2 separate regions of the Homo sapiens genome follow, and region 2 is linked to region 1. A link is an interaction called in ENCODE POLR2A ChIA-PET data of the cell type or tissue named here. Cell type or tissue: PC-3. All regions are shown on one strand. Links, peaks and the distances in the headings refer to the core of each region. The heading gives the core; the rest is flanking DNA.

What was found. ChIA-PET counts read pairs that join two places held together with the same protein. Peaks named below come from ENCODE experiments on the same cell type or tissue, not always from the same donor. Only the 100,000 strongest peaks of a DNase experiment are listed, where the experiment ranks them.
Region 2: POLR2A ChIA-PET joins it to region 1 with 11 read pairs; 2 of 35 experiments call an interaction of 5 or more read pairs at or near these places.

The regions. Positions count from the first base shown.
Region 1 is chr12:117,771,954-117,788,092 of GRCh38, reverse strand. The region is part of intron 3 of KSR2 (kinase suppressor of ras 2); the gene reads left to right. Among named protein-coding and RNA genes, the nearest start is that of KSR2, 190 kb to the left of the region's middle. In PC-3, for the core only: no CTCF peak of the experiment used is centred there; no DNase peak of the experiment used is centred there.
Region 2 is chr12:117,679,061-117,695,199 of GRCh38, reverse strand. The region is part of intron 4 of KSR2 (kinase suppressor of ras 2); the gene reads left to right. Among named protein-coding and RNA genes, the nearest start is that of KSR2, 280 kb to the left of the region's middle. In PC-3, for the core only: no CTCF peak of the experiment used is centred there; DNase peaks (open chromatin) are centred at 8,009, 9,489 and 9,879; H3K4me3 peaks cover 2,674 bases; H3K27ac peaks cover 3,950 bases.

The DNA.
Region 1 (16,139 bases), core at 4,225-12,224:
CTGCCTGACAGCAGCAGGAAGACAGCTGTTCATTCTCCATCTCTTTCCAAGACTTCTCCTTTCTGGTTCCCATCCCATAGACATGGTCTGACTTTTTTAGCTAGTGAAGTATTTAGAAATTGCTTCTTTAAAATTGCTTATTTCCCACGTACAGTTTCAAAGAGTGATTACAAAGAGCAAATGTTTATTATTGAGTTGAAAGGTATCTCAAGAATTTTCTGGTGTGGTGTAGTTTATCTCTACTTCATCTATCTGAGACAGATGGCAGTTCATCCTGTTAATAAAGATCTGGGGGAGATCACACAGTCTTTCTGGTTAGTCTGCTTTGGTGAGTCCAGTGGTTTTGCTCATCTGAAAGCTCCTTCTTGTGCCTAGCCACGTGGTTTACTTACCCTTCCACTCCTAAACTATATTTGCACTTTGCTTTGACCAACCAATTAACTGGCTTTCTTTTTTTTTTGAGATGGAGTCTCGCTCTGTTGCCAAGGCTGGAGTGCAGTGGCGCAGTGTCGGCTCACTGCAACTTCTGCCTCCTGGGTTCAAGCAATTCTCCTGCCTCAGCCTCCCGAGTAGCTGGGATTACAGGCATGTGCCGCTGTGCTCGGCTAATTTTTGTATCTGTAGTAGAGGCGGAGTTTCACCATCTTGGCCAGGCCCATCTCAAACTCCTGACGTCAGATGATCCGCCCGCCGTGGCCTCCCAAAATGCTGGGATTACAGATGTGGGCCACTGCTCCTGGCCTACTGGCTTTCTTCTTATCTCTCATTTACCCATTTACTCATTCATTCCATGCACATTTGAGTATCCATTCTGTGCCTGGTATCCCACAAGATGCTACAGAGCCAAGACTGAACAAGACCAAACTGATCTGCACAGACCTTACAGTCTCTAAGGGAGAAGAGCAATGATCATATAAACACATAAATACACACTTTAAACTTGTGCTGAGTGGACAGGCAGTGGCAGAGAGTAGTGGGGTAGGGACAAATTCAGATGAGATGGTCTAGGAAGGAAGCTTGATGTTTGAGCTGAGAGCTGATATACATAATTTTTTTTTTTTTTGAGATGGAGTTTTGCTCTTGTTACCCAGGCTGCAGTGCAGTGGCGTGATCTTGGCTCACGGCAACCTCCACCTCCTGGGTTCAAGCGATTCTCCTGCCTCAGCCTCCCGAGTAGCTGGGATTACAGGCTTGCAACACCACGCCTGGCCAATTTTGTATTTTTAGTAGAGACAGGGTTTCTCCATGTTGATCAGGCTGGTCTCGAACTCCCGACCTCAGTGAGTTTCACTCTTGTTGCCCAGGCTGGAGTGCAATGGTGCGATCTCGTTTCACTGCATTCTCCGCTTCCTGGGTGCATGTGATTCTCCTGCCTCAGCCTCCTGAGTAACTGGGATTACAGGCACCCACCACCACGCCCAGTTAATTTTTGTATTTTTAGTAGAGACGGAGTTTCACCATGTTGGCTAGGCTTGTCTCAAACTCCTGAGCTCAGGGGATCTGCCTGCCTCGGCCTCCCAAAGTGCTGGGATTACAGCCGTGAGCCATCATGCCCAGCCAAAAGATGTTGTTCTAAATAGATACTAGGGTCTGCTTAAGGGTGGAGGGTGGGAGGAGGGAGAGGATGAGAAAAAAGAACTATTGAGTACTAAGCTTAGTACTTGGGTGGTGAAATAATCTGTACAACAAACTCCCATGACACAAGTTTACCTATACATCAAATCTGCACATGTACCACTGAACCTAAAATAAAAGTTTAAAAAATAAAAAAAATAAAAAATATGTTAGTATCATGGGTAATATATGAGTGAGTGGGACAGCTTGAATGCCTGCTTAGTAAAAAGTGGAAAATACGATTGAAAAAATATACTTCTTTCTTAAATGTTGTTAAAATGGAATAAATGTCAAAATTTATCTGCAAAAAAAAAGATGTTCTAGTAACTTGTCTTTCATAGTCTTGATAAGAAATCTCCTGTCATTCAAGTTGTTGTCCTTTTATCTATAATGCATCATTATTGTTTTTTTAATGGCCGCTTTCAAGATTTTCTTTGGCTTTCAACAGTTTGATTATGATGTGCCTAGGCGTGGTTTTCTTTGAGTTTATCCTATGTGGGGTTTGCTGAGCTTTTAGAATTTGTGAATTTATGTTTTTCACAAAATTTGGGAATTTTCAGCCATTATGTCTTTAAGAGTTTTGTTTTGTTTTTTGTTGTTTTTATTCTGCACCAATCCTTCTTAATTCTCCAGTTAGATCTTTTGAATGTTAGATCTTTTGATATTCTCTAATTGCTCCTTGGGGCTTTTTTAAAGAAATCAATCTTTTTTCCTCTCTGTTCTTTGGATTTGATAATTTCTATTCACCTAACTTCACATTCACTGACTCTTTCCTTTGTCATCTCCGTTTTGATATTGAGCTCATCCAGTAAATGAGAACATTTTCCAATGAATTTTGGATAGTGTATTTTTCGATTCCAAAATTTTCATTTGGTTATTTTTTAATAGCTTCTGTTTCTCTATGAAAATTGCTATCTTTTCATTTCAAGAGTGGTTACCTTTATCTTATGGAGCATGGTCATAATGCCTGCTTTAAAGTTTATGTCTGGTAATTCTAATATCTGGCTCATCTCAGTGTTGCTACCTATTGATTGCTTTTTTTTTTTTTTTTTTTTTTTTTTTTTGAGATGGAGTCTCACTCTGTTGCCCAGGCTGTAGCGCAGTGGCAGGATCTTGGCTCACTGCAACCTTCACCTCCCGGGTTCAAGCAATTCTCCTGTCTTAACCTCCCAAGTAGCTGGGACTACAGGCACCCGCCACCATGCCCAGCTAATTTTTGTATTTTTAGTAGAGATGGGGTTTCACCATATTGGTCAGGCTGGTCTCAAACTCCTGACCTCAGGTGATCCACCTGCCTTGGCCTCCCAAAGGGCTGGGATTACAGGCGTGAGCCATCATGCCCAGCCTGTTGATTGCTTTTGCGTTTGAAAATTGGTCAGGATTTTCCTGGTCTTTGGCATATCACGCAATTTTGGAGTATCTCCTGGAGATTTTGAATATTTTTGTGAGACTCTGGGTTTCCTTCTGGAGAATATTGATTTTTGGTTTGCTTGTTTTGTTTTTCTTAAGCAGTCAGTAGTCTGGTTAGAGTCAGACTGTCGGTGCTGTCTTGTCTTCTATAGGTGGTGCTCCAATGCCAGTTGAGTTCCTAAAGCCTTTGCCATGCTTCTTAGGGTTTATTCCAAGTGTGGGCAGCATTTCACACACAGATTAGGGCTCTCCTCCAGTTCTTTTCTTTTGGAGATAACTTGCACATTATCTGGCTTTCAGGGGCCTCTTTCTCCAGTTCTTTTGGCCAAAAAGATAGGGTTCTGTTAGAGTTTTAGCCTCTTGTCTTGTTGCACAGATCTGAATGACTGGCCTTCTCATTGGCGGTAAAGTGGTGAGAGAAAAGAGAGAGAAAAAAACCCATGGGTGCAATGGACTTAAAGATGATGCAAATAGCAGACACTGGGGACCACTAGATGGGAGAGAGTGGGAGGGAGCAAGTGCTGAACAACTCCCTATTTGGTACTGTGCTAATTACCTGACTGTATTAGCCTGTTCTCGTGCTGCTAATAAAGACATACGTGAGACTGGGTAGTTTATAAAGGAAAGAGGTTTAATGGACTCACTGTTCCACGTGGCTGGGGAGGCCTCACAATCATGGCAGAAGAGGAAGGAAGAGCAAAGGGACGTCTTACATGGTGGCAGGCAAGAGAGCTTGTGCAGGGGAACTCCCATTTATAAAACCATCAGATCTCGTGAGACTTACTCACTACCATGAGACACAGTATGGGGGAAACTGCCCCCATGATTCAATCATCTCCACCTGGCCCTGGCCTTGACATGTAGGGATTATGACAATTCAAGGTGAGATTTGGGTGGGGACACAGCCAAGCCATATCACTGAGTGATGGGGATTATTCATACCCCAAACCTGAGCATCACACAATATACCCCTGTAACAAACCTGCACATGTACCCATGAATCCGTAACAAAAGTTAAAATTATTAAAAAATTAAAAAAAATTCTCATGTACTCTTCCTTACCTTATTCACATAACATTGGCCTCTATTCTGAGCTTCTCAGTCCAAAGGAATGGGATATCTTTTGGGGGCTTTGGTGCCTGTGCTGTTTCTGTGTCATATGAGTGCAGTTTTGTGTCTGGGCTGATTTTGGGACATGGCTGGGATAGAAAAAAGACACACACACATAAAAACCCCAAGGATTCTGCCCATACTCTCCTACTCACAGATCTTCCTTTCCTGGTCCTCTGGCCAGAAATATGGGATACTCTGAAGTGTTTACTCCTCATTTCCAAAGCACAGTTCCTAAATCCTGCCAACTTTTGGCCAAAACTGACAGATGAAGGAAACTCACCACCGCCATAATGGCCATGCTTCAGATGTGGACTCCCCTGCCCTACCCACCTGCTGTCATTGACTTGTAGGAATCCTCAGGTTGTTGCCTTTTCCATTTTTTTTCCCAGAATTTTTGGGAAAGATAGGCTTTGGTGGGCTTGCTCTATCATGGCCAGAGCCAAAACTGGGATGGGTATTTTTTAAGTATAAAATCACTAGACCCTCAAAACAATCCTATGAGGTGGGTGACACTATCCCCATTTTACAGATGAGGAAACAGAGGCTCTGATAAGTGAATCAGGATCTAAGCCCTCACCCGATTGCTGTTGTCGTGCTACTTGGCACCTTGCTCAATGCGTTGACATGATGCAGAGGCTGTTTCCTTGCTTGCCTTATCTCCCCTATTCCACTATGGGACCCTTGGGGTCAGGGGCTACATCCACCTTGTCCTTCATCCATGAAATCAAGAAAATATTAATAACTACCTTGTAGTGCCGTTGTAAGGGTTGAATTAGGTAATATACATATAATATTTAGAATAGTGTTGGGCACACGGTACACTTTCCAAAAAAGGGTGATCATGATCATTGTCATTTTTATTTTTTCCTTGGATATTGAATGCTGACAGCAAAGCAATTGACATAGGGTAGGGCTCAGTAAATATTTATTAAGTTCAGTCCTTGGTGAAACCATTTTTATCCTTAAACACCATGGATCTTACTTTGTTGTTTCTTTTAGAAACCCATGAGCATTTTTTGCGATTATTATGTGTAGTCCCCCATTCTACCCACAGGATGTTGCTATGTGGGGCGGAGGGGTCTAGATGTCCTGGTCCCATTCTTACCCTACAGCCTTTCCTGTTTTCTTCTTTTTCTTGCTCAAGTTGAACTTTTCTCACTTCTCCCTTATCGAGAAATAAGAGGAACTCTGGGTTCAAATTTTGGCTTTTTCACTTAGGAGGTTTGTAGCTTAAAACATGTAAAACACAGACCCCTAGAATCTCATATATACTTTGTGAAGAATAGAGTCTACCCCACAGTGTTGCTGTGAGAATTACAATGAGGTGGTACTCGCAAAATGTCTAGCATAGTTCGTGGCACATAGTAGATACTTTAAAAATATTTGTTTCTGGTTGGGTACAGTGGCTCACGCTTGTAATCCCAACACTTTGGGAGGCCAAGGTGGATGGATCACTTGAGTCCAGGAGTTTGAGACCAGCCTGAGCAACATGGCAAAACCCTGTGTCTACAAAAAATAAAAAAGATTAGCTAAGTGTAGTGGTGCACGCCTATAGTCCTAGCTACTCGGGAGACCAAGGTGGGAGGATCGGTTGAGCCTACAAGGTTGAGGCTGCAGTGAGCCATGATTGTGCCACTGCACTCCAGCCTGGGCAACAGAGTGAGACCCTGTCTCAAAAAAACCTGTTAGTTTCCTCATTAACATTTGATAATAAGATATTCAGCTGCAGTATGAGAGGAGTTACTCTAGATACAGGAGGGGAGTTCTGGTCCAGATACTATTGGCCAGAAGCTGACCAAGGCTTCTAGCATCTCAAAAGAAAGTACCTGCTCCATAGTATGCACTCAATAAAGACATGTGGAAAGAATAATCAACAGAACAATTCGAATTTGCTACCCTATCTCCCAGCATCAGACTGCCCTACAGGGTTGGTAACTAGGGGTGGAACGATGTTAAGCATGAACATCTCTGTTGCTAGTATCTAAACATGCTTAGTTCCACTTTACCCGATGATTTTTTATCAGTTTCAACGGTTTAATTATTGTTTAGACCTGCAGGGATATTTTTAGTTTTGCATTTGTTCTTTATCTCTGGGTTCGGCAGCATCTCCTTTTAGAGATATCCTTTGGAAGCATTGTCAACCTGACGTTTGGGCTCCAGAGGCAGGCTGGGTGCCAGGGAGGGTTAACTGCTAGGGGGACTCATTTGTGTTGGCTTCCTTAGGTCAAGCCAGTAAAATATTTATTGGTGTAAATTTTGTGCCAGGGGCTCAGATGGTTTGAGGATATGGAAGATACCAAGACATGGTCCCTGAGCATCAGGAATTCATCGTCCAGTTGAAGACACAGACAAGTTTACAACTCAAATGCAGTGGGTTTGGTTCGTGAGGGGTGATCATTGGTGCCATGACATTGCACATGGCACTGTCCTCTGGATAAATCCTCAGCTCTCCACTTTGACTTGTCCACCTCTTCTCTGCCTCACTTTCCCCCTTCCCTCTCCCCATCATCTGCACTCTACCTCCTCTGCCACTCTGAGCCTCCTCCGGTGGATCACATCTTTGGACAGACTGGTTCTGGCTGGGACACTTGTCCCTCTTTCTTTGCTTAATGAACCGCCACTCATCCTCCAGACCTGTATTAGTCTGTTCTCACGCTGCTAATAAAGACATACCTGAGACTGGGTAATTTATAAAGGAATGAGGTTTAATTGACTCACAATTCCACATGACTGGGAGGCCTCACGATCATGGCGGAAGACGAAGGAAAAGCAAAGGGACTTTTTACATGGCAGTGGGCAAGAGAGAGCGTGTGCAGGGGAACTCCCATTTATAAAACCATCAGATCTTGTGAGACTTTTTCACTGCCATGAGAACAGTATGGGAAATACTTGCCCCCATGATTTAATTACCTCTCACTGGGTCTCTCCCACAATACGTGGGAACTATGGAAGCTACAATTCAGTGAGATTTGGGTGGGGTCACAGCCAAAGCATATCAAGACCCCAGTGCAAATGTTCTTCCTTAAGGAAACCTCTCCGTAACCCTCAGCTCTGGGTTACATTGCAACAACCTTTATGACATTGTGAGATGTGATTCCTTGTTTAGCGCCCATCTCTTCTTCCAGATGTGTGCTAGACATTGTATGTCCAAGAGAAAGATCATGGGAACCATGTATGTAATTTAAAATTTCCTAGTGGTTACATTTAAAAACATTAAAAAATCAGCCAACATTAATTTTTTATTGTAGGAAAACACACCAAAGTTTACCATTTTAACAATTTTTAAGTGTACAGTTTAGTGGCATTAAACATGTTCACAAGGTTGTATAATCATCACCACCATCCATCTTCAGAGCTTTTTCATAATCCCAAACAGAAACTCCATGGCCATTAAGTAATCTCAGCCCCTGGTAACCCCTATTCTTCCTTCTGTCTTTATAAATTTGCATCATCTAGATACCTTATGTAAGTGGAAATATACACTATTTGTCCTTTTGTGTCTGGCATATTTCATTTAGCATATGGTTTTCAAGGTTAATCCATGTTGTAACATGTATCAGAACTTCCTTACTTTTTAAGGTTGAATAATAATCTGCTATATGGATATATCACATTTTGTTTATTTATTCATCCATCAGTGGGCACTGAGCTGTTTCCAGCTTTTGGCTATCGTGAATAATGCTACTCTGAACATTGGTGTATAAATATCTGTTTAAGTCCCTTCTTTCAATTCTTTTGGGTATCGACCTAGGAGTAGAATTGCCAATTGCTCATTGTGTGTTTAACTTTTTGAGGAATGACATTAATTTTTACAATATATTTTATTTAACCCAATATTTCCAAAATATGATCATTTCAACTTGTAATCCATGTAAAAATTATTAATGAGCTGTATTACTTTTTTCATGATATGTTTTCGTAACCTGCTGGGTAGGGTGTGAATTCTGTGTGGATGGAGAGACTGTGCATCTTCAGATCAAAGTACCTGGTGTATAAGTAGGTGTCTGATCAAAAGATGCATGCACACATTCTGCCTGGGGAAGGGAAGAGAATTACTACTAATGATAGCAACGATAGTGTGTTTGTCTGTTTTCACACCACTATAAAGAAATACTCAAGACTGGGTAATTTATAAAGGAAAGAGTTTAATTGACTTATAGTTCTGCATGGCTGGGGAGGCCTCAGGAAACTTACAATCATGGCAGAAGGCAAAGGAGAAGCAAGTACCTTCACAAGGCGGCAGGAAAGAGAGAGGACAGGAGAAACTGCTAAACACTTTTAAAGCATCAGATCTCATGAGAACTCACTCACTATCATGAGAACAGCACAGGGGAAGCCGACTCCATGATCCAATCACCTCCCACCAGGTCCCTCCCTTGACACGTGGGGATTACAATTCGAGATGAGAGTTGAGTGGGGACATAGAGCCACACCATATCAAATAGTAACAAAGATAGCAGGCCCACTGCTTGCTTGGTTTTTCATGTTCACCCTAAGAAGAGGGTACTTTTATTATTCCCTTTTTAGATGCATGAACTGAAGTTCAGAGAGGTTAAGAAATTTACCCCAAGTCACACAGCTAGTAAGTAGTGGAGCTGGGATTCAAACCCAGCTCACTGGCCCTGCTGAGTTCTACATGCTGTGGCAAGAAGTTATGTTGGCAGGTATTAAATCTAGATGTCTTGGAAAAGCCCCCTGGTGCCCATGCAGTTGTCTGCCTTAGTTAAGAGGAGTTAAAAAGGTTGATAGACGTTTACACAGCACCTTTCTCTTAGAAGTATCCACATTTCTCTCTGCCTCTAGGTCAAGACTATGTGGATAACCTGAGCAAATTGACCTCCTGGCACACCTGGCTCTGAAGGCTTCATAAGCACTGTCTTTGCAGAGGGAAATTGGGAGGGAAACCGGGGCAGGTGCTGGCCCCACTGAATCTGCACAGGGAGGGGAAAGCCAAAGGGATTTGGAAAACCTGCGCCCCAAGTCAGTTGTTGGGAGATAAAAATAGGGCACCTTGCAGCACATAAGGTCATCGAATGCTACTTTTAGCTTTCTTGAATTTGCCAACACAAGAGGTTATAAAACTAATATAATGCCTGTCACTCAAGGGAGGCAGAGCAATAGAACAACAAAGGGTTCTGGAATTAGGAGCGTCTCAGAGGTCATCCCTCTCTAATGTGGCTTTCCTGGTGTGGACTCTCTTGTGCAAGCATGCGTGGGAGCCAGCCTGAGCTGGATGGGCCTCCTAAGCTTCTCACCTCCTTCTCCCTCCCTCAGAGGCCCATGAGAGAGCCCATTCTTCCCAGCTGGTGGAGGCACAGCTGTTTCTCAGAGGATGCAGAGCCAGAAGAGGCAGGATCAAGATAAGGACGACCTTCCACCCTTTCTTCTGGTCACCAGGCCTTCATTTCTCAAGACTATCCATCTAGGGTAGCCCTATGCATGAATAGAATTTTGACTATAGCGAGTTGTCTCCCACTTAATTTCTTGCCTGAATTCAAGGTGCATGATACCAATACTGTTATCCATCATGGCAGCTTTAATTTATGACTGTTCAAGGATTGTTTCGGCCGGGTGCAGTAGCTCACTCCTGTAATCCCAGCACTATGAGAGGCCGAGGCGGGCAGATCACCTGAGGTCAGGAGTTTGAGACCGGCCTGGCCAATGTGGTGAAACCCCATCTCTACTAAAAATACAAAAATTAGCTGGGCATGGTGGTTCACACCTGTAATCCCAGCTACTTGGGAGGCTAAGGCATGAGCCAGGAGGTGGAGGTTGCAGTCAGCTGAGATGGTGCTTGGACAACAGAGAGAGACTTCATCTCAAAAAAAGTAAAGAAGAATTGTTTCATTCCACAAATATTTATTAAAGCAACATATAATTTGTGCATTGAGACAAAAAATTATATTTATTTTAATATTTTTTTGAGACAGAGTCTCACTCTGACACCCAGGCTGAAGTACAGTACCACAATCATGGCTTACTGCAGCCTTGATCTCGCAGGCTCAAGCAATCCTCCCACCTCAGCCACCCAAGTCGCTGGGACTACAGGTGCATGCCACCATACCCTGCTAATTTTTCATATTTTTAGTAGAGATGGGGTTTTTGCTGTGTTGCCCAGGCTGGCCTCAAACTCCTGGGCGCAAGTGATCCACCAGCCTCAACCTCCAAAATGCTGGGATGACAGCATTTTGAGCCACTGCACCTGGCCAAAAATTAATATTTATTTATTGCAAGGCAGTGGGTGATACAGTAGTGAGAAGGTGAGTCCAGGGCTCTGCCTTCTTAGAGCTTATATTCCAGTGGGAAAGATGGATGATAAACGGATAACAACAGTCGATCCTCATTATTTGTGGATTCTGTATTTGTGAATTTGCCTACGGGCTAAAATGTATTTGTAACCCTTAAATCAATACTTGCATTTGCAGAGTGGTAAAAAACTTTGAGTCGCCTGATGTGCACAACCCCTGAGGTTGAACAGGGCAGCATTCTGCCCTCTCATTTCAGCTCTCATGGTGTAAGCAGTGTCCTTTCTGTGGTCTTAAACTGAATGCTAAGTTTTTCACATTTTGTTTGTACTTTGTGTGGGTGATTTTGCTGTTTACAATGGCCCCAAAGCATAGCGCTGAACTGCTGTCTAGTGTTCCTTAGAATAAGAAGGCTGTGTGTGCTGTGCCTTATGGAGAAAATACCTGTGTTAGATATTCTTGGTTTAGGTTTGAGTGACAGTGCTGTGGGCTGTGAGCTCAATGTTAATGAATCAACTATATATATATATATATAGTGTATATATGTATGGTGTGTATATATATATATATAATATAGTGTATATATATATGGTGTGTGTGTGTATATATATATATATATATAAAATATATATATTAAATACAGTGTCTTGAAACAGGAACACACCTAAAACAGGGTTATGTGTGGATGAGTGGATGATAAGATGACCAGAGGCTCGCAGGAACCTAACCACATATCTCTCCTAGTCGCAATGGTTCAGCATTTGCCAATTCAGTATTTGCAGTGACTTTATGGAAGAGAACACAATTGCCACAAATAACAAGAACTGATTGTATAACAAAACAGTTCCACTGAGTGGTAAGGGTCATGAGGAAATGAAACAGGAGGAGGAATGAGAGAGTAGCTGGGATGGAGGTGGGTGGGGAAGCCTCCCCAAGGTGAAGAATTGAGATGAGATCCTCAGAGCTGTGTGTGCCCAAGCCACCGTGGAACCCGGGAATCCTGATGTTCAGGGTATTGTGCCTTTGACCCTGCCCTAACATCCATATTAGGTTGTTTAGGGCTGTAGTGAGATGACAGCGACCATCAAGGTTTATATCCATGACTCCCAGGGGCCTGTGGTCTCCAATGTCAGATCCAGTTACCCCCAGCAATATAGATATACTTGAAAAGGGTTATTGAGGATGGTATCTTGAGTATTTCTTTTATCCTTGATCCCCCAAGTCTGGCCCCATGTGAGTCTGGGCTGCAGTTTATAATTTTATGAGTTGTAGTAAATACCCCAACTCTAAGATAGGGTTTATTTTATTGCAATATTGCAATACTAGGCAATGTTTTATTGCTGTATTCCTGATGTAGATTTTAACTGTGATTTTAACCAGGAAGGGCTTTGTGTTTTAGTTTAAAATGTCCAATGAATGATGATAATCATTCTCTTCATTCCAGAGACTGGAAGCAGCTGAGTCCCAGGTTTAATTGCACTTGACAATTAAAATGCTAAATATTGTAAAACAATTCTACACAGTGGAGGGGAAGGAATATGGGGTTGGGGCTGGATGGATGGATGGACCTGGAACTTTCTAGATGGGTGGATCTTTTTTAAAAATTTAATTAATTAATTAATTTTTATTTCCATAGTTTTTTGGGGAACAGGTGGTACTTGGTTACATAAGTTCTTTAGTGGTGATTTGTGAGATTTTGTGCGCTCATCACCCGAGCAGTATACACTGAACCCAATTTGTAGTCTTTTATCCCTTCCCCACTCCCCACTTTTCCCCGCTGGGTTCCCAAAGTCCATTGTATTATTTTTATGCCTTTGCGTCCTCATAGCTTAGCTCCCACTTATGAGTGAGAACATATGATGTTCAGTTTTCTATTCCCGAGTTACTTCACCTGGAATAATAGTCTCCAATCCCATCCAGGTCGCTGTGAATGCCATTCATTCATTCATTCCTTTTTATGGCTGAGTAACATTCTAGATGGGTGGGTCTTGGGAAAGTTTCTACTCCTCTCTCTGTCTCAGTTTCCCCATCGGAAACATGGGGCTGATGATTCCTATCCCCTGGGTACTCGTTTCCTATTCAGATGTGCAGTATGTTTATAGCAGCCAAGAGAACGTGCTCTGTGGTCAGACTGCCAGGTTTTGAATTTCACTTTGAATCTTGGCCTTGGGCCAGTGACTCCACTTTTCCAGAGCTGTAATTTCCTCTCAATCTCACAAGATTGTTATGAGAATTAAATGAAATAAGGTGTGAGAATGAGAGGAGATGCTGCAAAAGCCCAGCCCACAGTAAGTGCTCGATAAATGTTAGCTATGGCCATTACTAAGAATGTTTTATTAAACACCCACTAGGATGGCTATGATGACAATGATGATAAACAACAAAAACTAACAAGTGTTGGTGAGGATGTGGGGAAGTCAGAACCTTTATATGTTGCTGGGTGGGAATGTAAAATGATGCAGGCACTGTGGAAAACAGCAGGGTGGTTTCTCAGAAGGTTAACCACAGAGTTACCATCTGACCCAGCAACTCCACCCCTAGATATATGCCCCAAAGAACTGAAAACAGATGTTCAAACAAATACTCGTACACAAATGTTCATAGCAGCACTATGCACACTTGCCAAAAGTAGAAACAACTTAAATGTCCATCAGCTGAGGAATGCTTAAACAAAATGTGGTGTATACATATTATTCAGCCATAACAAGAAAGGAAAGACCAACACATGCTACACTTGGATGAACCTTGACAACATTATGCAAAAGGAAAGAAGCCAGACACGAAAGACCACATAGCGTAGGATTCCATTCATATAAAATAGCTGGAATAGGCAAATCCACAGAGACAGAAAATAGTTTAGGGCTTGCCAGGGGCTGGGGGAAGAAGGGAATTGGGAAGGATTGCGAATGGGGACAGGGTTTTCTTTTGGGTGTAATGATAGTGTTTTGGAACTAGATAGAGGTGGCGGTTACACAACATTGAGAATGTACTAAGTGGTGCCGAATTCTGTACTTTGAAATGGTTAATGTGAATTTCACCTCAATACATTTTTTCTTAAAAAGAGCTTTGTTAAAACAAAAAAGCTACCCTAAAGTTAGTGACTGAAGGTTAATCTTCCCAGTCTCTTGGTGGGTAATAAAATCATGAATCTCATAGAGCAGGACGTGGGAGGCATTACGGGGTCAGAGCCTGTGCTCCCTGCCCTGTCCCATCTCCCAGGTGACCTGCCCAGACTAGGGTCAGTGCATTTGTTTGGTTCTACCTGGGGACATCCTGGGGCGGGGCTAGTGCCCAACGAGACCCAGGGTTCTGCTGAATGCCAAGCTCATTAATGAGGTCTTAGATTAAGATTCTTGCTAATGTTGAATTACTTTGGCAACTGTATGTTTTTCATTTGTCCTTATTCGCTTCTTTTTGCAAGGATGACAAACTCGAAACTCAAAAAATTTTCCTGGATTTTCGGTTTCAGGCTTTCTGGGATTGTGGCTAAAATGAATGTCCTATTTGACTTTCGGGAGGTCAGAAGGAGCTGCCCCAGGTGCTGACCCACAAGCCTGTGTATAATGGCTCAGCTTTCCAAGGGCTTTCTGGACGGGTCTCTCATTTCCTGAGGGGTTAGGGGGCTCCAGAGAACCCTCCAATGGTACAGATCTGGATCAGAAACCCTGATCTACCACTTACTAGCTGTGTAACCTAGGGCAACTCAGTCTTTCAAATAATTATCTGTTCCTAGCACTGTGAAGTGGAGACAATAGCGGAATTTTCTTCATGGGGTCTTGTGAGGATACTATGAGGTGATACACGTGAATACTTAGAATAGTATCTGGCACATGGTAGGGGCACAGCAAACAGTAATTGTCATTTGTACTACTAGTACTTATTGTACTTCGCTTTTCCTGTGATTCCAGTCAAATATTTTCAACCAGTGTCTAAAAGTTTTGTCTCTTGCCAGAAAGTTATGAGGATTTAAACCAAAAAACAGTTTTTTTCTTCTACCAATGACTTCAGCCTAATATTTTCAGCCAGCATCTAAAAGTTCTGCTTCTTGCTAGAGAGTTTTGAGGATTAAACTAACAAGTGCATTGAAGTATTCACAAAAGTTACAAGCAGTGTTGATCCTGGAATGGTAGACTCTCTGTCACTTCTGCCTCTGAAGAGCTAAAGAATCTACTGTGTAGATTCCAATGCTGGCTCCGAAATTCAGAGAAATTTAAGCCACGTGATTGCCTGTTTATAACATTTTAATGGGAAGGGACAAAGAAGTTAGACACTTGCTTAGACTTTCTGAAATCACTTTTTCCCTTGAGAATGGCTTTTATTTCTCTTAGTCCCTTATCAGAGAATGTCAAGTGAAAAACCCCTACACCTTGAAATGTCTTTAATCAATCTTCAGACCTTTCAGTTCTTAAAAACCTATTCCCTTCTCCCCACCCATTTCAAGACTTGAAATAAAATGATTTGCCAGAAACAGATGACAAGATAGCAAGGGTGACAATTAATAACCCCCAGAGCCCCCTGCTACCACACCTTTCCTATTTAAAATGATAAATTACCTATTTCCCTCAGACTTTATTAAAAAGAGGATCAAAAGAGAGAGGGAAGAGTTGATACAATACAGCTCATCAGTGAAACGCTGCTGAAGCTTCGGCAGAGAGAAGTTGAATCCCTGTCAATTTAGAAGCCGGTAATTTGGATAATGAAATGAGACTTTTTGCATTTTTAGCCCCAAACTTCTAGTTTTGAAGTGTAGGGGTGGAGAGGAAGATAATTTCATGGGAAAGATAATTTGGCAGAGGGTAAGACTTTTCTTCCTCTCTGCTTCTCTCTCAGACTTTGAACAAACTTCAAGGAAAGAAAGTAAACTTGAGGGCGAGTCGATGTTCCCGTGGCCCCGGTGGAATGGTGTGTTGTGTCAGTGTGTGCTTGTGCGTCTTTGGTGGAATGGTATGTGTGTGTGTGCGTCTTTGGTGGAATGGTGTGTATGTGTGAGTGTGTGTTTGTGCATCTTTGGGGGAATGGTGTGTATGTGTGAGTGTGTGTGCATCTTTGGGAGAATGGTGTGTATGTGTGTGTGTGCGTCTTTGGGAGAATGGTGTGTATGTGTGTGTGTGCGTCTTTGGGGGAATGGTGTGTGTGTATGAGTGTGTGTTTGTGCGTCTTTGGTGGAATGGTGTGTATGTATGAGTGTGTGTGCGTCTTTGGGGGAATGATGTGTATGTGTGAGTGTGTGTGCGTCTTTGGGGGAATGGTGTGTATGTGTGAGTGTGTGTGCATCTTTGGGGGAATGGTGTGTGTGTATGAGTGTGTGTTTGTGCGTCTTTGGTGGAATGGTGTGTATGTGTGAGTGTGTGTGCGTCTTTGGGGGAATGGTGTGTATGTGTGAGTGTGTGTTTGTGCGTCTTTGGGGGAATGGTGTGTATGTGTGAGTGTGTGTGCGTCTTTGGGGGAATGGTGTGTATGTGTGAGTGTTTGTGCGTCTGGGGGAATGGTGTGTGTGTATGAGTGTGTGTTTGTGCGTCTTTGGGGGAATGGTGTGTATGTGTATGTGCGTCTTTGGGGGAATGGTGTGTATGTATGAGTGTATGTGCATCTTTGGGGGAAAGGTGTGTATGTGTGTGTGTTTTTGTGTCTTTGGGGGAACGGCGTGTATGTGTGTGTGTTTGTGCGTCTTTGGTGGAATGGTGTGTATGTGTGAGTGTGTGTTTGTGCATCTTTGGGGGAATGTGTGTATGTGTGAGTGTGTGTGCGTCTTTGATG
Region 2 (16,139 bases), core at 3,201-11,200, 92 kb after region 1:
TATCTCGACAATTTTGACTGTTCTAGGTACCTCATAGAAGTAGAATCATACGGCCAGGTGTGGTGGCTCACGCCTGTAATCCTAGCACTTTGGGAGGCCGAGGCGGGCAGATCACAAGGTCAAGAAATTGAGACCATCCTGGCCAACATGGTGAAACCCTGTCTCTACTAAAAATACAAAAATTAGCTGGGTGTGGTGGCGTGCACCTGTCGTCCCAGCTACTCGGGAGGCTGAGGCAGGAGAATTGCTTGAACCTGGGAGGTGGAGGTTGCAGTGAGCTGAGGTTGTGCCATTGCACTCCAGCTTGAGGCAACAGAGTGAGGCTCCATCTCAAAAAAAAAAAAAAAAAAAAAAGAATCATACAACATTTGTCCTTTTGTCACTGGCTTTTTTAACTTAGCAGAATGTCTTCAAGGTTTATTCATGTTGGAGCATGTGTCAGAATTTCCTTTTTTGTCTAAGGCTGGATAATATTTCATTGTGTGGATAGACCACATTTTGTTCATCCATTCATCTGTCAGTGAACACTTGGGTTGCTTCCATTTGTTGGCTATTGTGAATAATGCTGCTGTGAACATGTGAACTGCTGTGAACCAGTATCGGTTTGAGTTCTTGCTTTCAGTTCTTCAGGGTATTTACCCAGAAGTGGGATGGCTGGATCATATGGGGTATCAGTCTGCTCTCATGCTGCTAGTAAAGACATACCCAAGACTGGTTAATTTATAAAGAAAAAGAGGTTTAATGGACTCACAGTTCCATGTGGCTGGGGAGGCCTCACAAGCATGGTGGAAGACAAAGGAGGAGCAAAGTCACATCTTACATGGTGGCAGGCAAGAGAGAGCTTGTGCAGGGGAACTACCATTTATAAAACCATCAGATCTCATGAGACTTATTCACTACCACGAGAACAGTATGGAGGAAACGTCCCCCATGATTCAGTTATCTCCACCTGGCCCTGCCCTTGACCTGTGGGGATTATTACAGTTCAAGGTGAGATTTGGGTGTGGACGCAGCCAAACCATATCATATGGTAATTCTGTTTTCAATTTTTAGAGGAACTGCCGTGGTGTTTGCCACAGCAGCTGCATCACTTCACATTCGCACTAGCCATGCAGTGGGGTTCCTGTTTCTCCACCTCCTCCACACCTTTTTGTAGTGTCCTTTGGTTAACCCTTTCACTTATCACCTAAAACAAAGTTCAGTGGCCAAGTGATGACCCTTCAATCAGTGTTGTAGACCAAAGAATATGGAATTGGAAGAAAGTAAGTTATTCAAGAGGCAAGAGCAGAGTGATTTAGCTTAAGGGCATAGGCGTCAGAGCATGTCTTCTAGAAGCCTGATTTTACTGCTCAGTGGGCAGACAACTTGATAAATGAGTCTCCCCTGTGAGCCGCAGGTATACCATCTGTCAGTGGGGATGACGGTAGGACCCGCTTCCTGGGGTTGGGAGCGCTCCATGAGATTGTGCATATAAAGCATCTCGCATAGGGCCTGGCAGTACATGAGCACTCCCAGAACATCACTATTATGGAAAGGAGGTATTTATCCAGCCAGAACTTATTAAGCACAACTTACTGTATGCTGAGGACCATGCAGACATGCTAGGCTTGGGCATTCACAGACATGACTATTGTCTATTACGATTGTTGCTTCTTGAGACCCAGACCTTGAGGTGGTCTTTTGAAGCAGCCACCCATCTTCAGTGACCTGAGCAGAGATGTGGGGGAGGAGGATGTGTAGTTTTTGGAAAATGAACTTCCCTTTCTAGTTTAGGAATGTTCTACCAAGTCAGCACAATCCTCTAGGCTTCCATGGAGGGTGAATGGGAAGTCATTTGTGGCCCATAGGTGGTTCATTGTAGATTGATTCTTACTCTAAAGCATCTTCTATTAATATTCTATCCTTATTCAATTAAACAAGGCCAACAGACCCTTGGTATTTATCTCACACTGTGTTTTCATTTGTCTTTATTTATTTGTTCTGTTCACTTTGGGGGTCAGTCTTGGCTGCTTGAGGATGGGGTGGTGGGTTGGTGGTAAAGACCTCCAGAACCTCGGCCTCCCAGGCTTCCTCTTAGGCAACCATCCCGCCTCCTCATTTCTTTGGATTACACAGTCTTTTAAAAAATGATTGAAGTGGAAATTCACATAACGTGAGATCGACCACTTTAAACTGAACAATTCAGTGGCCTTTGGTACAGTCACAGTGTTGCACAACCACCACCTCTAAATAGTTCCAGAATATTTTCATCATCCCAAAAGGAAGCCCTATACCCATTAAGCAGTTACTCCCAATTCCCTAGCTTCCCCCTATCCCCATGGCAACTGCCAGTCTGCATTCCATTTCTGTGGATTTGCCTGTTTTAGACATTTCATATAAATGGAAATCAGACACTATGTGACCTTTTGTGACTGCTACCTCCTTCACTTGGCATAATGTTTTCAAGATTCATCATGTCTCAAATCGTGTTCTTTTTTATGGGTGGCTAATATTCCATTGTGTGGATATGCCACAATTTGTTTATCTATTCATCTGTTGATGGACATTTGGGTTGTTTCCATATTTTAGCTACTGTGAAAATGCTGCTATGAACATAGGTGTACGTGTATTTGTTTAAGTACCTATTTTCAACTCATATATATATATATATGTATGTGTATATATATGTGTGTGTGTATATATATGTGTGTGTGTATATATATATATATATATATATATATATATATATATATATATATATATATATATATGAGTGAAGTTGCCAGGTCATATGGTAATTCTATCTTTAATTTTTTGAGGAACCACCAAACTATTTCACGCCAGCTGCACCATTTTATATCCTCACCTGTGATATGTGAGAGCTCATATTTCTCCACATCTTTGCCAATGCTTATTATTTTCTATTTGTAAAATTATAGCTACCCTAGCGGTTGTGAAGTGGTATCTCCTTCTGGTTTTAATTTTCATTTCCTTCATGACTAATAATGTTGAGCATCTTTTCATATACTTGTTGGCCACCATTTATGTATCTCCTTCGGAGAACCGTCTCTTCGTGCCGTTCGCCATATGTTAACTGGATTGTCTTTCTGTTCCCTTTCCTCTTTTTGATCCATATTTGTAACCTCCCCTTCCCTTAAGCCTCTACCAGCCTGATAGCACAGGAGTGACACCCCGCAGAGGCAAAGGAACACAGACTTGTTGCCAGCCAGGTCTGGATGGAATGCCACCTCTATGTGCCCTTGTGCAAGCAGCTTCCATTATCTGTGCCTCAATTTTCTCATCTGTAAAATGGGGAATCCTCTATCACCTATATAGTCTCTGAAGATTAGAGGTAATGTAGGGGAAATGTTTATCCCAGTACCCAGTGTGGGGAGGGCCCTCAGGAGACATGAACACTTCTTCCTAGCTTGATTTTATTTCCTGCTCTAGGCTTAATTTGCAGCTACAGCATAGCCCATGAGATATACTACCTTGCCAGATGCCTTAGCATCCATCAGAGATCTGGGATAGATGCTGTAGATAGTGCTGGAGCCAGCCACACAGCATAGAGATTCTGCACCATGGAGAACTGGAGGCAGGAGGGAGTCTTTTGGAAGATCTTGATGTGATGGCTCTGGCCTGCACCCGGCATGGCCTTCAGTGGGCAGCCGTCTGTCTATGTCAACCTGCCAAACCTCACTGATGCATAATTCATTAATCTTGGTGCTGAACATGGCTTGAAACTCACACCGAAGGCAACAGAACCAGAAGACAGGAGAGTTTGCCTAAGTGGGAGGGAGAAGGGAGGCTCTTATCCAGTTTCCTAGGTGGCTGTGGCTCAAGGCGAGGGTCAGTGACTCAGTGTCCCCTGGCACCATCTTTCTTTGCAGCAGTAAGACACTGGGTTGTGTCATTTCCCAAGGACCTAAAAGTTGTATCTGACATTGCTCCCTGAGTCTACCAGTTGGGATGCCCGTTACCCTGGATTCCAGGGCACTGTGGAACAAAGCGTCCAAAAATGCAGCAATTTTGTTTCTCCTCTAAAATCCACTTGCACAGCTTCCCATTTCTCCTCTTATCCCCTCAAAAATGCAGCCCAGATTCTTTTGAAAGTCACTTTTGCAACATTGTCAACCCATGCTGGGTCCCACTTGAAGCCCTGTCCCTGTGTTTGAGAGTAGGTTTGCCGATTCTCTTCTACATCAGAATCTGTTTGCCTGTGATCGGAAAACACTGCATTGCATTTACAGATGTGGTTTCCTTGGAGGTGGGAATATTTACCTTCGGATCTGAGAACCTGCAGGACCACAGACCAGCTTTTGTGCATGGTGAGAACAGAGAAATAGGTCTCTGGATACAGAGCAAAAGGTTTTCTCAGCCACTGAAGTACCACAGTGTGAGCCACTTTTGATGTGATAATGTGAGGATGACAACTCGTTTTTGTTGTTGTTGTTGTTTTTAAGGTCACTGCCATTTAATTAACCTGTGTGCTGGCAGCAGTTAGTTCAAGACATTTAAATGAGTAACACACAGCATATTGCTTTACACATGCTCATGACAAGGGCTTAGAATAGTAGTTGAGTTGTTCGTTTTCCAAGTTGATAGGGAAAGACTGTGAGGTTTTATTTTTTTCGCCATTCTTTTATCTTTTTTTTTGAGACAGAGTCTTCCTCTGTCACCCAGGCTGGAGTGCAATGGTGTGATCTCGGCTCACTGCAACCTCCGCCTCCCAGGTTTAAGCGATTCTCCTGCCTCAGCCTCCTAAGTAGCTGGGATTACAGACACACACCACCACGCCTGGCTAATTTTTTGTATTTTTAATAGAGACGGGGTTTCGCCATGTTGGCCAGGCTGGTCTCGAACTCTTGACCTCAGGTGATCCACCCATCTCAGCCTCCCAAAGTACTGAGATTACAGGTGTAAGCCACCGTGCCCGGCCTTTTTCCCCATTCTTTCAACAACTATTTCTTGAGCTCCTGTTGTGTGTCAGGGTCTGTTCTATAGACTGGGGACATAATGGTGAATAAGATTTCCAGGACTTTGCCCTCGTGGACTTGGTATTCTAAACCAGAGGTTGGAAGACTGTGGCCATGGACCAAACTTGGCCCACAGCCTGTTTTTGTAAATAAAGTTTTATTGGAACACAGCTTTCTGTCTTCTTCCCTCCTTCCCTCCCTCCCTCCATTCATTCTTCCCTCCTTCTCTTTCTCTCTTCCATCTTCCTTCCTTTTCTTCTTCCTTCTCTCCTGCCTTCCTGTTTCCTTCCTTCCAAATCACACATGCATTACACACATGCTAGGCATTTTCACTGTAAAAGATTCTCACACATAGTCAAATTTGGGAGTTCCCCCCACCCCCCTTACTCTCACTATCTTTCTCAGTTTAAACCCATCTAGCTCTTTTTCTGTGACCATAACTACCTCATATCAACATATAATGAAAGTGTCCAAACATTATATAAATGCATGTATACATATTTATATTTATATTTATATTTATATTTATTTGTATAAATACGGTCATACTATATGTGTTGTTAGGCAGTTGGTTTTCTTCATAAATCAATGTATCTTGGAGTTTGAAACATCTGTTTGTGTAGACCAGGGGTCATCCACCCATGCCCCCCGGGGCCAAATCTGGCCTGCTGACTGTTTTTGTAAATAAAGTTTTATTAATATACAGCCACACCCATTTGTTTATATAATGCCTAGGACTGCTTTTGTAAAGGCAGAATCGAGTAGTTGCAGTGGAGACTGCATGGCCTGCAAAGCCTGTGATATTTACTATCTGGCCCTTTACAGAGAAAGTTTTCACCCCTGTTATAGAACCACCTCATTCTTTTTAATGACTGAATAGTGTTCTATAATATGGATGTGTCATATTTTTATTAAATCACTCTCTTATTAAGACATCTCTGCTTTGCTGCACCTGGCATGGCCTTTGGTGGATGACCCCTGGTCTACACAAAGAGATGTTTAAAACTCCAAGATACATTGATTTGTGAAGACAACAAACTGCCAAACAGCACATATAGTATGATCGTATTTCTACAAAGAGAAATAGATATAAACATAAATATGTATATATACATTTATATAATGTTTGGACATATTCATTGTATGTTGGTATTAGGTAGTTATGGTCACAGAAGAGTTGGAAGAGTTTACACTGAGACAGGCAGTGAGAGTAAGGGGGTTGGAGGAACTTCCAAATTTGACTATATGTGTGAATCTTTTGCAATGAAAATACCTACTATGTGTGTAATGCATGTGTCGTTTGCAAGGAAGGAAAAAGGAGGCAGGAGAGAAGGAAGGAAAGAAGGAGATCTGCTAAATGAGTTGTGACCGGGTGTCTAGAGTTTGACATAAACACTATGGGCTTTTCCAGTGGGGAAGGCAGAGGAATCTGAGTCGTCCTCCAAACTTACAGCAGCAGTGACTTCATGGCGTGTGCAGTTGTATCCCTATGGCCATCCTGGAGAGTGTCCTTTGGCAGCACATTTTCTTCTTGCTTCTGGCACACTCGAAACCTGATCGAGCCTCTATGGACTAAACCTTCAGGCCTTAGAGTCTGGTTCTTGGAGGGCCTGAGCAGACACTAGCATGTGAAAAGTATTTTGCTTCAGAGCATCAGCCAATGTCAAACCTGCCAATTGGACACTGGCTGATGTTATCGGTGTAGAATTATGATGCAGAGAGTGGTTCTGGGGAGCTTGAAATGATCTTTGGAAAGCATGATAAAATGCAGATTTGTGGGCCCCACCCCAAAGGACTTGAGAAACTTTTGAGTTGCGGGTACTTAGTCTGATTTAGTGAAAAAATTGAGCTATAGACTTTTTTTTTCTGAGACAAGGTCTTGCTCTGTCACCCAGGCCGGGGTGCAGTGGCGTGATGGCTCACTGCAACCTCCGCCTCCCGGGTTCAAGCGATTCTCCCGCCTCAGCCTCCCAAGTAGCTGGGATTGCAGGCACCCACCACCATTCCTGGCCAGTTTTTGTATTTTTCGTAGAGACGGGGTTTTACCATGTTGGCCAGGCTGGTATCGAACTCCTGACCTCAAGTGATCCACCCATCTCAGCCTCCCAAAGTGCTGGGATTACAGGCGTGAGCCACCACACCCGGCCAATAGACTTTTTTTTAAAAGGGAATTCAGCTTTAAAGGTTTCAGAATACGTTAGAGACGAGATCTTTGGTTGCAAACAACAGAAGCCAACTCTATCTAACTTAGGCTGAAAATGAACTTGTTTGGGATATTATGGGATAACTCTCAGGATTGACAGGAAAGCTGGAGACCCAGGCTCAGAAAGGGGCAGGACCCAGGTGTCTTTGGGCTCTAAGTAGCAGGGATGACTTGACAGCTGATTTTGGGAGGGACCACTACTAGATTGAGCTTCAAATATTTTTTTCCATCGTGTGTCATGCTGTTGAAGATTCATATTCCCAAGAGAGACTCAGATTGGTCTGATTGGCACCTGGTGAGTTAGGGGAAGGCAGTGTACCCTAGTTGACACCCCCAATAAGGTTGTGCACAGAGTAGGAGAGAGAATTCCCCGAGGTGGAGTGGGGTGAATGCTAGACGGTCACAAAACCAGTGTCCTCTGCAAGACAGCAGTACAGGCTATTGGCTCAGATATTGAAATGCCTGAGTCCGGCTGAGCAGGAATAATTACATAGATGAACACGTTAAGTGACAATTTGCAGCGAGCCCACCCTCTATACTGTTTGATCCCAAATAAGCAAATTTTCTACCCTAACAAGTTCATGCTGGATGCAAAAGTTGAAAGCACATCAAAAGCCTGGCTTTGAAGAAACCCACTAATTTCAGGCAACAGTTCTTCAAACTCTCGTGGAAAAAGAGATTCAGACTTTGTTTCCTGGAGTCACAGTAGGAGAGCCACGACTGAATTATTAGAAATTCCACACTGGTGGGATCATACTTGCTGATGTTTAATTGCACTCTCTGCTGAGCTCACACTGACTCACTTGCCCCCACAGAAGCAAGGGGCAGACAAAGAGGCAGGAGAGGTTATCCTGTTGTATAAATAAGAAGACCTGAAACCACACAGATTCTGACCTGCCCAAGGTCGTGCTGGAAGCTTGGAAAAGAGGGAGCAGCATCACAGAATCGCCGCTTTGAGGGTGGATAAGCTTTTAAGGATGAGTTGCTCTAAGCCCCTCATTTTACAAGCGAGGAAGCTAAGAGCTCACTGAGGTTAAGCAACTAGCCCTGGGCACCCAGCCAGCCAGCCCGCCAGCCCCAGCATCTTCTGAGTCCTCTCCAAGCCCTCAGGAACTGGTAGATACTGTTCGTTGTCTGTCTCTCGGGCTCTGATGCGTGGATTTCAGCGTGGATCTCATAGAATCATAGATTGAAATATATTCCAATTTAGGCATGTTTGTAAGGATTCACTCTCTGTTTATTTTTTCCCAGGATAAAGGAAGCATCTGTGAAATATCCCATAGGTGGCAAAACTATCAGTTTCCTTGAGTAAAACATTTCTGGCTGACCTCCTGCTTGCACAGAGAAGGGTCTTTACGGGCTTACCACCTGAGTAGACAATGATCAATGATGCATTTGCTTAGAACACTGACTCTGGGTGCTTTCCTATGGAGATGCTGGAGTGTTGAGAATCCAGATGACAATGAGCTTTTTTATCCAGGTGTTACAAGCAAATCCAGGTCCTAGGGAGTCTGTGATATATTTTAGGGTTAAGACCTTTGGGGTCAGACAGAACCAGGTTCAAATCCTGGCTCTGCCCCTTATATGCTGTGTGACCTTAGACAAGTCGCCTAGCCTCTCTGACCCTCTGTTTCTTCATCTGCAAATGACAGATCCCATCATAAAGAATAAAATGAGGCCAGGCATGGTGGCTCATGTCTGTAATCCCAGCCCTTTGGAAGACCAAGGCAGGAGGATCACTTTAGCCCAGGAGTTCAAGACCAGCCTAGGCAACATAGCAAGACCTCATCTCTGCTAAAAAAAAAAAAAAAAAAAAAAAAAAAAAATTAGCTGGGTGTGGTGGTGTGTGCCTGTGGTCCCAGCTACTGAGAAGACTGAGACAGGAGGATGGCTTGAACCCTGGAGATTGAGGCTGCATTGAGCTGTGATCACACCACTGCACTCCAGCCTGGATGACAGAACAAGACCCTGTTTCAAAAAAAGAAAAAAAAAGGAATAAAATGAGCTGATGCCTCTGAAATGCTTAGCACAAAGCCAGGCATGTAGGAAGGGTGAAATGAATGGCAGCTGTCATAATTAGGACCAAGGTACCTGAAGCAAAAAGGGATATAAAGGGACCTTCCGCAAATCTTTGCTTTTTACAGGGGGGGAATCAGCATTAAAATCCAAGGTAACTTAGGTAATGACAGAGCTAGGTCAGGAATTCATCCTCCTGCTTCTCTGTCCAGTGATCTTATCCACTCAACATGTGGCCTCTGGTGGTGGGTTGGGGGTGGGGCACCTGACAGGCCAAACCACTCCCTGCCCTGTGGGTCACATGGGCTGGAGGTGGGGATGCAGCTATTTCCTCTTCTGGGCCCCTCCCCTCTGCTGTCTTCTACAGCCTCTGATTTCGGGAATGTTTGTGAGTCAAATGACTCCCTGTTCCACTCTTTGGCCCCAGAGGGAGGCCAGGAGATGCGGGCAGAAGCTAGCACTGGCCATTTCTCTGGGGGCCCATCACTTACTGGGCTGATGGAAGCCTGCCCACACCATCAGCCCCGGGGAGACAGTGAGAGCAGACCTCTGCGCCAATTTATCTTGGAAATTGTCTTTTCTTCAGGCAAGGGGAGGAGGAAGGAAACCTAAAAGAAAACATCCAGCCACATGGCCGTGAAATCTCTGCCCAAAATCAGTCATCCTTTTTAATAATGAGGGCTGTCACGAGCTCTGGTTCAGTCGGAAATGATGGCCTGTGTAAATATTTGGTCTGTAACCGATTTATGGGTTTGGGAACAAAAAAATAAGATTAGTCACTAATCACAGGGATGCAGGAAAATCAACGGGCCTGGACGCCAACACAGATCAGGCCTAAGAGGCAAAGTCCGGGTCGCTGTCTGGATGAGCTCAGGGGATGGTGGAGGAGGCTGGGCTGTGCTGTGCAGTGGGTCTCTACTGGAAGAGGGAGCCATGGGCTTCTGGATTATTCCATGGGGCAGAGGCAGCATTGTCAGTGTCCAGTTAAAGAACTGGCTGAGACCAGCCCCTACCCCTCCCCTCCCAGATTGCGAGTCTAAGATTGATTCTCCTTGGCTAACCCTGAAATTGACAACCTGTTTGCACAGGTACCTCTGTAAAATGGGAACACATGCGATCAACTCTTACGGTAGAATTAATAGAGTGATGAGGAACTAGCTTTGAAATCCGCCAGAACTGCCATCACACTCCAGCCTGTGTTGAATTGTGATCTGCATACATTAATTATTGGGAACGCCGGTTACCTTAACTACAAAATGGAAGTCATAATTGCTCCAACCCCAAATGAGATAATGTGTCATGAGCACAGTGTCCGGCCCCTGGCATGTGACACAGAGAGAACTTGGTGCTGACATAGGCATTTGTATGAGAATTGGAATTCCCTCCCCGAAGTGGGCTGGTACAGGCACTTACCTCTCCTGCCAGCTAAACCCCACATAACCACTCTACACAGTAAATGCCTCCTATTGGAAATATGTATAGAGGGTGGGTGCCAGCCTTGCCTCTCTCATGGCATCGAGGAAAATTGGATCCACTGGAGTGCCACCCCCTCCCTGCTCATTTCCATGGAAAGCCCGTGAGCATTCATGTAATAGTACAGTGGAAACACTTGGATTTTCATGTATTTGTTTAGTTAAACTGTTTTTATGGAGCTGTTACTATATGCCAGGCTTTGTGCTGGGTGCTGGGAGCCAGAAAGAAGTTAAACACAACCCCTGCCTTCCCAGCACTCCCAAACCAGTGGGAGAGGCCCATACTCATCAAGTCATCAGAAAAATCAGTGTGTACCTCAAAACTGTGGTCAGAGCGGTGGAGAAGACCTAACCCATACCAGGAGGGGTGGGTCAGGATGAGGAAAGGAGAGACACTAGATAAAGTCCCAGTGGCAGAGATGAGGGCTCTAGGGGAGCCAGGTGATGGGAAGTGGGATTCAGGGGCTACTCTTAGTGTTTTGTTTTCACTTCCCAACTTTCAGGTAAGTCTAGATCCTATTAGAACAGTGGTTGGGAAACTACCCAACCTACTGTCTAGCCCAGGGGCCAAGTTCAGCCAATTGCCTATTTTTGTAAATAGCTTTATCGGAACATGGTCATACGTGTTCACTTACACATTGTCTGCAGCTGAGTTTCTGCTACAAAGTCAGAAATGGAGAGTTTTAGTAGAGAGCAAGTGACTTGCAAAGCCGAAGGTATTTCCTCTCTGGCCCTTTGCAGAAAAGATTTGGCAACCTCTGCATCAGGACATCTTTCCTTTCCTCTCCCTTTCTTTATTCCTCTCTTGCCCTAGACCTGAAGTGTGTCTTAGTGGACAAGAGGGGAATATGTATTTAAGGGACATTTTGTTCGTTCTTCAAATCTAGCCTTGGTAGAAGGTCTGTTAGGTATCAAGAGATGATTTGTCACTGAGCGAAGTTTAATCTCTAAAATAAGCACTATCTAGCTGTTCTTCAAACATCTTGCATATTTTTCAGGTGTAAATGTTCCAATAGACATATAATATACACATTTATGTAGGTATAGGATATGTGTTTAATTTCTAGGAATTTATACCTAACTACATTTTCATTTTTGCCAACTAAATCCAAGATACCAGTTACCAGCTGACTTATAGCAGCCATTTAGGAAACAAAAATCCAACTCAAATTTGATCTTCAATGTGTAACTTCTTGAAAAAATAATGAAATATCATCAAAATATTAAATAACAGTTGACTCTGTTATTTAATGTCTGTTTCTCTGTTTTCTAGAATTTTTTTCCTTTGACAAAAATAAAAAGAAAACATTCTAGGCAAAAAAAATAGTATATGTCATATACTATTTATATATGACTACTATATAACTAAAAATTGTGTTTTATTTTTATAAAGGAATGCTTCTGTTACTAAATTCAAATGGTAGAGACAAGTCTAAAAGTAACGAAGTATCTACTCCCCAAATCCACAGCCCCCTCACCTGCCAACTGCCCCTTGCCTGTCTTTCTAGAAAGTGTTGATACGTATATGTGCCTGCATCTTAGACTGTACATCTATTTGAAGCTTCAACTTAGGAGGCATCTGACTCCTCTGCCTCTCACCCCTAACACACTGAAACTGCTGGCAAGTCCTGGGAGAGCTGAGTCCCCTCCCTCCAACCTCATGACCTCCACCCTGCTCCAATCCTCCATCCTCTCTTGCCTGGGTGACTCCAACACCCTCCTTTCCAGATCCCCCAATTCCATTCTTGCTGCCGTTCTTGTTCCATTCTTGTTGGTCAACTTTCTACACATCTGGCAGAGTGATCTTTTTAATTTTAATATTAAGTTCTGAGATACAGCCAGGCGCGGTGGCTCACACCTGTGGTCCCAGCACTTTGGGAGGCTGAGGCAGCGGGTCAGCCGAGGTCGGGAGTTTGAGACCAGCCTGACCAACATGGAGAAACCCCGTCTCACTAAAAATATGAAAAATTAGCCCTGGTGTGGTGGTGCGCACCTGTATTCCCAGTTACTTGGGAGGCTGAGGCAGGAGAATAGCTTGAACCTGGGAAGCAGAGGTTGCGGTGAGCCGAGATTGCGCCGTTGCATTCCAGCCTGGGCAACAAGAACAAAACTCCGTCTCAAAAAAAAAAACAAAAAAAACTGAAGTACATGTGCAGGACATGCAGGTTTGTCACATAGGTAAATGTGTGCCATGGTGGTTTGCTGCACCTATCAACTCATCACCTAGGTATTAAGCCCAGCATGCATTAGCTATTTTTCCTAATGTTCTCTCTCCCCCCGCCCCCGCAATAGGCCCCAGTGTGTGTTGTTCCCTTCCCTGTGTCTACATGTTCTCATTGTTCAGCTCCCACTTATAAGTGATAACATGTGGTGTTTGGTTCTGTGTTCCTGCATTAGTTTGCTGAGGATAATGGCTTCCAGCTCAGTCCATGTCCCTGCAAAGGACATGATCTCATTTCTTTTTATGGCTGCATGGTATTCCACGTTGTATATGTACCACATTTTCTTTATCCAGTCTATCATTGATGGGCATTTGGGTTGATTCCATGTCTTTGCTATTGTGAATAGTGCTGTAGTGAACATACATGTGCATATATCTTTATAATAGAATGATTTATATTCCTTTGGGTATATACCCTTTAATGAGATTGCTAGTTCAAATGGTACTTCTGGTTCTAGATCTTTGAGGAATTGCCACACTGTCTTCCCCAACGGTTTAATTAATTTGCATTCCTGCCAGTAGTGTAAAAGTGTTTCTATTTCTCCCCCATTTAGCAAATGGTGCTGGGAGAAGTGGCTAGCCATACGCAGAAAACTGAAACTGGACCCCTTCCTTACACCTTATACAAAAATCAACTCAAGGTGGATTAAAGACTTTAAAGTGATCTTTTAAAAGCAGAATCCAATTCTGTTATCTTCCTTCTTAAAGTCCTCCAACAGCTTCCCAAAGTTCTCAGCATAAAACCCTACCTCCTAACAAGGACCTGCAGTGATCTGGCCCTGCTGCCTCCCGACTTCACCTCTGCCCCTCTCCTCGTCACTTACTCTGAGTTTCCCTGTCCTGGCTTTGCACCAGTTCTGTGGACTCCGCGACATTCCCCCTGCCTCAGGCTGCCTGATCCTTCTTCCTTCAAATCTTTCAAATCTGGCTTCTCCTTGACATTCAGGTCTCAGCCAAAATGCCAGGTCTGCCTTCCCACCCAGTTACTCACTACCATATCACTGGATTTTAATTCTCTATGTAGAAGCTCTTATTATTGTCATTTATTTATGTATTTATTTTTGAGATGGGTTCTGGCCTTGCCACCTAGGCTGGAGTGCAGTGGCACAATCTTGACTCACTGCAGCCTCCACCTCCTGGGCTCAGGTGATCCTCCCACTTCAGCCTCCCTAGTAGCTGGGACTACAGGTGCGCACTACCATGCCTGGCTAATTTTTGTATTTTTTGTAGAGTTAGGGTTTCATCATCTTACCCAGGCTGGTCTCAAACTCCTGAGCTCAAGGGATCCACTTGCCTTGGCCTCCCAAAGTGCTGGGATTACAGGCATGAGCCACCACACCTGGTGGTAGCTCTTATTCTTAAGTAGCATTTCCTCGTTGCTATCTGTTTGTCTGTATTCCCCCATCAGGATATAAGCCCAAGGAAAGTATAGCTCTTGTCTGCCTCCTTCATTGCTGGAATCCAATTATTTTACTGTCCTAGTAACACTTACCAGGTCATTTTTTTCGAATTAATATATATCTTTCAAAGACACAATGAGGCCATATCATATCCATTGTTTTTTCTCCTCCCACTTTCACTTTATAATAAATGTTGGTGTTCTCTCTCTCCTGATTCTTTTTTAACACCTACATAGTTTCCATCAAATGGAATTACCATAATTTAATCGACCAGTCCACCATAATGCATATTTCAGCTGCCTCCAGTCTTTTGCTAAGCACAGTTAATTTCACTATTGTTGGGAGGGGTGTGAAAACCAGACTTGGAGAGGAGGAGAGGAGAGAGAGATGAGATGGAGCAAATGATCTAATTGCAGAACAATGCATCATCTCACCCTTCAATGCTGGGGGCAGGGATTGTTTAGAGCAGCCGTGTCCAAAAGAAATGTTAGAAATGATGGAAATGTTTTCTACCTGCTTTGTCCGGTGCAGTAGCCACTAGCCACATGTAGCTTTTGAGCATTTAAATCATGGATGTAATGGCTGATGAGAAGAATATTCAATTTTATCTTGCTTTAATTAAAATGTTAATACCCGTAAAGAACAGCATAGATTTAGACAAAGGGATTTATACTGATCATTAAAGAATGTTCCTGTTTACTTCCCTCCCCATAACCCAGTCACAGTGGCATACAATTCAGGGATATGGGGAGAGGAGTGAACAGGAATAGAGAATGTTCATTATTTAGACACAGAAGGTCAAGAGAGAAGCTGTATGCTGAGGGAAAATAAATCCCAAGCAGACCCTTAAAGCAGGCTCTCTTACAAGTTTTCTCTTGACATCTGTGGACAGGTAGTGTAGAACAGGAATCAGCAAATTTGTTCCACAAAGAGTCAGATAGTAAATATTTCAGCTTGGGGTTATGCCAACTCTGTCACAACTAACCCTGCTATTGTCAGGCAAAAGAAGCCACAGACAATATGTATATAAATGAGTAGGCATGACTGTGGTCCAAGGAAACTTTATTTACCAAAACAAGATGAGGGCTGGATTTGGCCATTGGTTGGCCCATAGTTCTTCTAGAACCCCTGTTCTAGAAGAACCTGGCTAGAGCTGCCCAGTTCAGACCACCAGGCAATCTTCCTGAGAACAAAGGGAGAACCATGCCCTAGCCATAACCCAGGAATTCTTGAGTTTTACACACCCAGATGGGCTAAAAGACAGCATGGATAACCCAGTCTCAGTGAATCAGTTACTGGTTCACCACATCTGATTTGAGATTTCTGCTGTGTCTTGAGACACCCGTACCCTTATAGCAGGTGTCAAACAGACTCCTGCCTCATGGCCAGGTCTGTGCTGGTGCGGATGTGATACACAAGTCAGGGTTGCTGACAATGGAAGCTGTGTCTTCTATTTCCCTTTAGACCTCTGAAGTGTAAGAACACAGTGCATCACACTTAGAGTGTGCTCGGTTGGTGTGTGCTGAATTTTTAACCAAGTGCCGCATAACCTCTCTGAACTTCAATTTCCCCATCTATGAAATGGGTATAACTCTAGTACCTTCCTTGTAGGGTTGTTGTGAGGACCGCATGAGTTAATGCACATGGGGAGCTGGTACCTGGACCATAGGAAACGCTCCGTGCATGGTGCTGATGCACATGGAGTGCTGGTGATAGCAACCTAAAGTTCGATGGTTCTGGGAGCTTCAAGGGCGCTCAGACTTGAGTTCAGCCTTTAAGGATACATGGAGAGAAGACGGCACTGGGTCCTAGGAGAGTGAAGGTACAGAGAAGCTGAGCCAGAGCAGGTTCAAGGTGAAAGGAGACGGGGAA